Linked DNA regions of Homo sapiens: region 2 is linked to region 1. A link is a loop called in an ENCODE intact Hi-C map of the cell type or tissue named here. Cell type or tissue: Caco-2. All regions are shown on one strand. Each heading gives the region's core, and the rest is flanking DNA. Links, peaks and the distances in the headings are about the cores only. Region 1 has its middle 8.9 kb from the start of LINC02639. Region 2 has its middle 24 kb from the start of LINC02660.

Evidence for each region. Peaks named below come from ENCODE experiments on the same cell type or tissue, not always from the same donor. Only the 100,000 strongest peaks of a DNase experiment are listed, where the experiment ranks them.
Region 2: a loop joins it to region 1, with 6 times the contacts of the local background. A loop is called at or near these places in 20 of 110 quality-filtered maps.

What each region holds. Positions count from the first base shown.
Region 1 is chr10:3,823,582-3,826,498 of GRCh38, forward strand. No RefSeq gene overlaps it. Among named protein-coding and RNA genes, the nearest start is that of LINC02639, 8.9 kb to the right of the region's middle. In Caco-2, for the core only: no CTCF peak of the experiment used is centred there; DNase peaks (open chromatin) are centred at 1,840 and 2,537.
Region 2 is chr10:3,886,810-3,889,726 of GRCh38, forward strand. No RefSeq gene overlaps it. Among named protein-coding and RNA genes, the nearest start is that of LINC02660, 24 kb to the right of the region's middle. In Caco-2, for the core only: no CTCF peak of the experiment used is centred there; DNase peaks (open chromatin) are centred at 332 and 1,512.

The DNA of each region.
Region 1 (2,917 bases), core at 296-2,795:
GTGTATATCCACACTCCTGGTATGACATGATTGGAATTACTTCTTCATCTCCCATTTGACTAGCAGTTCTGTTTATTGATCTACATTTGGCCAATTAAAATAAACAGAAAGTTTGGTGTGAATTAAAAATTACAAGACCCTTCGTCATGCCATTACTTAGACTTTAACAGATAAATACTGACATTTCAATAAAGAATCATACCATGTTGTAGGAATCACAGCATCATATATGGCTTTTTTTTCCTGCAGCCAGGCATGGCGTTGCTCCTCTTGGTATCAATACCATTTCTTTTGCTTGGGCCTTTGTTTAAAGAGGAGGAATGTGACACATTTTTATTTTAATCATACTTGGTTTCTGGGAAATTCAGCTATTCTTTTCTCCTCTTTATCAAAGTGATGATGTAAACATTATCAGACTCACTAATTAGATAGTTGGCCAAACCTGTAAATAAAGCTAAAGTCACAGCCCTCTGATCTTCAAAGAGAAACAGTCTAGATGAAGAGAAAGGTGTTCTGTTGATAAAACACTGCCATGTAATTGGAGGCAAAATTAGATCACAATGGAGGCTCCTAACAGGCATGAAGATTAATCTTGTGTCTGTGACCCACTTGAGTTCTTCTTAATACCAACCTATATTAAGAAAGTCTTAACATCACTTGAAATCTCAAAGCACAGAGCTTTGGTTCATCTTTCCAACATTGATTTCATTTTTCTAGGTGAGATGTGAAGATTTTTAGGAATGAATGTGGGATGCGACAGGGTCCTTAGGTTTCCTGGGTGATGTTTTCAAGGTGCTCTCAACCTCTTTGTTTCACTAAGACTTCCAAGAGCAGTGCGGATGTCTAAGCAGGCAGTTTACCTGTGAGACAGCAGAGAATACACTGAGTCCGGGAAATTCAGTGACTTCTTTGGGGCCACTTGGCTGGTGAAGTACAGAATTTGAAGTTGGATCAATTAGATCTGCTAATTCTCCTTCTCTAAGTGGTGCATAGAACAAATATTTTAAAAAATAGATTCTATTTGTCGCCGTGTATGAATAGAAGAAAAGATGATTCTATTGTTGCTTTTGTATATCGAAGGAGGAACTTTCTAAACTGTAAGCCTAACGATGTCTCACACAGCAGTCTTTATTGACTACAAATCTATCCTGTGGTCCTGGGATCCAGGTTATAATTTTGTATTATTTAAATATTTTATATAAGAACAATATCCAAAATGGCCATCCATTTTTTTATATTTAGATATTTTTGTATTTAGATATTTGCAAGTTTTTATATTTAGTTTTTTTGTAAATTTTACAATTCTGGACTCTTGCAGAAACTGTCATTGTTCGCCTAAGCTGAAAATATTTTAAGAAGGAGTTTGAAATGCAGTTCCACAGACCTCATTCTTCTCCCCCAATAATATTTTCATAAGACATTTCCAATCTTTCAGAAGACAGTTTGGTTAAAACGTCAGTTATTTTTGTTTATGACCTCTGTTTAGGTACAAGCTGAGTATTTTATTCTTATCTGCATGACAAGAATCTAGTAGAAATGGAGGATGAGGCTTATCTAAGGTAAAAAGCTTTAGTTTAAAAAAATGTTGATGACTGGCATATGTGTGTAACATTGATATTGGCCAGCTATAAAATAATTTAAATAGGCTGTATTATTTTATGCCTTTATGGCTGGATTCTATTACCATGCTGGTGTTCAATCTCTACCCGACAGACAATCACTAGAGAAAGGAAATTTGATTCTGAGGCCCTCTAAACAGGGCCACTCCCTGCTTGCACAGTTGCCCCACGTCTGGAAGGATTTGAGCAAAGCCCAGGAGCAGATGCCCCAGCCGTGAGGTCATGAGGAAGCCTCTGGCCGCAGGGAGAGATAAAGTTGCAGGGTGTGTGGCAAAGGATTAGGAGAAACCTTGGAATTTGGACTGAGCAATTTGACTTCAGCAGACTTAACCTGAGGCGGCAGTGGGAGAATCAATTTGCCTTAAATAAAGTGTTTGAAGAATGCAGAGTGGATATGGTAGAAAAGGTGCAAACCACAGCGCCTTCTGGAATGGGATCAAGAAACTCCACTCCGTAAGGTGGGGAAACGGAGGCTGTTAAAAAACGTAAAGGCATAGAATAGAATCACACAGTGATAGGAAAATTATACCAAGTCACCACCCCTGAACCCGATCAGCCTATGTAAATGACTTTGTGCTAATAGGAGTTTCAGAGAAGGCTAAACTCCCAAACCTTTGCCTGACACCACCCTGGTGCTTAAGACCACCTTGGTGATGAGTCTGGAGTCCACGCGTGGCTCATAACACACGGTCTATAATGTGCTAGCTAAGCACAGAAACACACGCGTTCTGGGTGACTTGACGTTTTAATAAACATGTGATTCCCACACATGGGAATGCTCAGGCCTGGAACTGACCCACAGGGATGCGTCCTCACAGCCTGGGGGAGCCACGAGGATTTGGCTCTGATTCTCATCTTCCCCCTCTTCATCCCTTGCCCTCCCACTCCTCCATGACGTGGTGGCCACAGCTCCTGCCGGGCAGTGAGGCCGACTGCAGCTGACCGGTGACCGGCGTGGCTGGCTCAAGGCTTTGGCTCTGGTTACAAATAAACTGGCCGTGAAGTTCTTCCATTTTCCTGTGTGCTCCTCTGTCTCCATGTGTGCGTTTATAGCTGGTTCCCACAGGGCTGCTTATCAACCCCAGCTTCTTCCAATCTCACGGCTGACGCGCAGGCTGTGGACCCCGATGGGGACGATATGGAGCCTTTTGCTGGCATCCCGGCAGTTTGGTGGTAGGAAGTACTTATGTGGGTATTTCTCAGTTTTCTCAGGTTTGGAAATTTCCAAACCTGAGGCAGTGGGATTTCTTGTGATACTAGAATCTTTTGGAGGGTAGTGAGTGCTTTCTGGGATGGGG
Region 2 (2,917 bases), core at 88-2,587, 63 kb after region 1:
TCCTTAGCTAACTTGCCCGGGAGGTTTTTAACGGAAGGCCTGTGTTAGCACAAATCATATTTCCTGATGACGAGCAGAGACCTTGATCTGGTCTTAAAGAACGCGTTTTCCAACTTACCCTGGGACTTTTTTGAATTAGCCGGCCACATATACCAGGGTTCTCAGAGGATTTTTTCCCCCCTTTCTCTCTGTCTCTTTCTGGGTTTTTCCTATTACTAATTATACAGGCAAGAAGGTAATGATTTCTGGTGTTCTTTCCTTTAAACCTCTACTTTGAGATCAGCAGCCCGGGACACAGATAAATAGGTCAGTTATTACTGACGTCACAGGGAACTCCTGGCTCAGATTAACCGCGCAGAGATGGACGCCTGTGAGTGTGTGCAAGGGGTGATGAAACATAAAGTACAGTCAGTTCATTTAACAACAAATTCCAGCAACAGATGATAGATAAAAATAGATCCTGAAGGATCTATGTAGATCTAAATAGATGATCCATGAGCCACATAATTAGGGAATAAAAGGACTCCAGTCTTTACCAGCGAATGTAAAATTGGGTAGGCAGACTCAGACCCTTACTTATCAGTGGATTCCAGCCCTAATTCCAGGAGGCCTCACCTCACCTTGGGGGCTTCTCTTTTCCTTAACCTAACTGGTTAAGCCAGGAAAGCTGTGAAATACCTTAGTTACTTGGTGAAGAGCCATTATTACCAGATTATTATCACATTCTCAAAAAGCTTTGCTGTGAGCTGGGCAGGTGCGGCGGCTCACACTTGTAATCCCAGCACTTTGGGAAGCCAAAGTGGGCTTGGGGCCAGGAGTTCAAGACTCAGCCCAGCCAACATGTGGAAACCGCATCTCTACTAAAAATACAGAAAATTAGCCGGGCATCGTGGTTCATGCCTTGTAGTCCCAGCTACTTGGGAGGCTGAAGCACGAGAATCGCTTGAACCTGGGAGATGGAGGCTGCAGTGAGGTGAGATGAGGCCACTGCACCCCAGCCTGGGAGACAGAGCGAGACTCTGTCTCAAAACAAAGAAAAAAAAAACTTTGCTGTGTTTCACATTTTAAAAATTTTATTTTCCATAGTCTCCGGTTCCCAGACATTTCCTGAGACTCCTGTTCATTCAAGAGAGGTGGAGAAAGCCATAAATGAGAACAAACCCGTCCTTCTCACTAAGGGGAATTTCCTGGCAAAACGGAGCCTGGCACGTCAGTGTCTGGGGTTAGTTACTATCACCGCTGCTCTGGGACTGAGTCACAGCTTCCTCCAAGGCTTAGGGTGCCCCAGACACAAACTAGTTTTCTAAAACTTCTCAAGGCATTCCGTTCCTCCTTCGTTCCAGCCCCTCATGTTATTAACTCACCTAATTCATCACATGGGCATTGTGTACAAAGGCACTCTGCTACTCACTGAGGATACACATTGTTCTTAACCTCAGGGGACATTCCTCAAGGAATTAACCAAATCAGGAGATCCTTACCTGCAGGGGTCAGACAGGGAGCTGAGGACAGCCCCCGGAGGACAAGGTCCTGAAGGCCTGGTTTGTAGCTTCTGTGCTGTGCTTATCATTGGGCCTGGCACATTGATCTCTCCATAAACTCGTGTAACTTAAATGAATGATTGAGTCAGAGCACAGGGCAGAGAGCTGTTTTGGAGGCCACTTATCTTCATGTCATAGTTACCCAGACATAAGACCAGAGGCGTTCCCTTTGGTCTCATATATACATATATGTATTGTATTTTTCCCTAAAATTATTCCTTTGTATTATTTTTGCAATTATAAATGTATATTTGCAATCTGAAATGCTGAGTTTCTTTTTTACATCAGGAGCAAATATCCAAATTTTCTTTTGTTTGTTTGTTTCTTTCTTTTTTTTTTTTTTTCCTGAGACAGGGTCTCACTCTGTCATCCAGGCTGAGGTGCAGTGGTGCGATCATGGCTCACTGTAGCCTTGAACTCTCCAGGCTCAGGCGAGCCTCCTACCTCAGCCTACCAAGTAGCTGGGACCACAGACACACACCACCATGTGCGACTAACTTTATTTATTTTATTTATTTATTTTTGAGATGGAGTCTTGCTCTGTTGCCCAGGCTGGAGTGCAGTGGTGAGATCTCGGTTCACTACAACCTCTACCCTCCTGGGTTCAAGCGATTCTCCTGCCTCAGCCTCCTGAGTAGCTGGGACTATAGGTGCACCCCACCATGCCTGGCTAATTTTTTGTATTTGTAGTAGAGACAGGGATTCACTATGTTGGCCAGGCTGGTCTCGAACTTCTGACTGCGTGATCCACCCACCACAGCCTCCCAAAGTGCTGGGATTACAGGTGTGAGCCACCACACCCGGCCAACTAGCTTTATTTTATTTTATGTTTTTTTGTAGAGATAGTGTTTCGCTGTGTTGCCCAGGCTGGAACTCCTGGGCTCAAGTGATTCTCCCACTTTGGCCTCCCAAAGCCGCCCAAAGTCCTGGGATTATAGGTGTGAGCCACTGTGCCCAGAAAAAAATTTCCTTTTTACTTCTGTACCCAGAGCTGACCTTACTTAAGCTGTGGAAGATAAAAAAAAAATCACTACAGTATTAGTGGCCTCAATTGAAGCAGTTATTTCGAACTAACTGAAATCGGAAAAACAATTTCTTTTTACTTCTGTACCCAGAGATGACCTTACTGAAGCTGTGGAAGGTTAAAAACATCACTACAGTATTAGTGGTCTCAACTGAAGTAGTTATTTTGAACCAATTGATATGTATATATTTTATTTGTAATTTAGAAAAATACTAATAATTCTGTCTCTTAATATATGTTGGGAGTAGCAGCTCTTAATGAATTGTTAGTAACGCCCTTCACTCCCATCCCCTACACCCCTGTCTTACGTACAAGTTAAATTAAAGGGGTTGATAAACTCACTTTTCTGTCG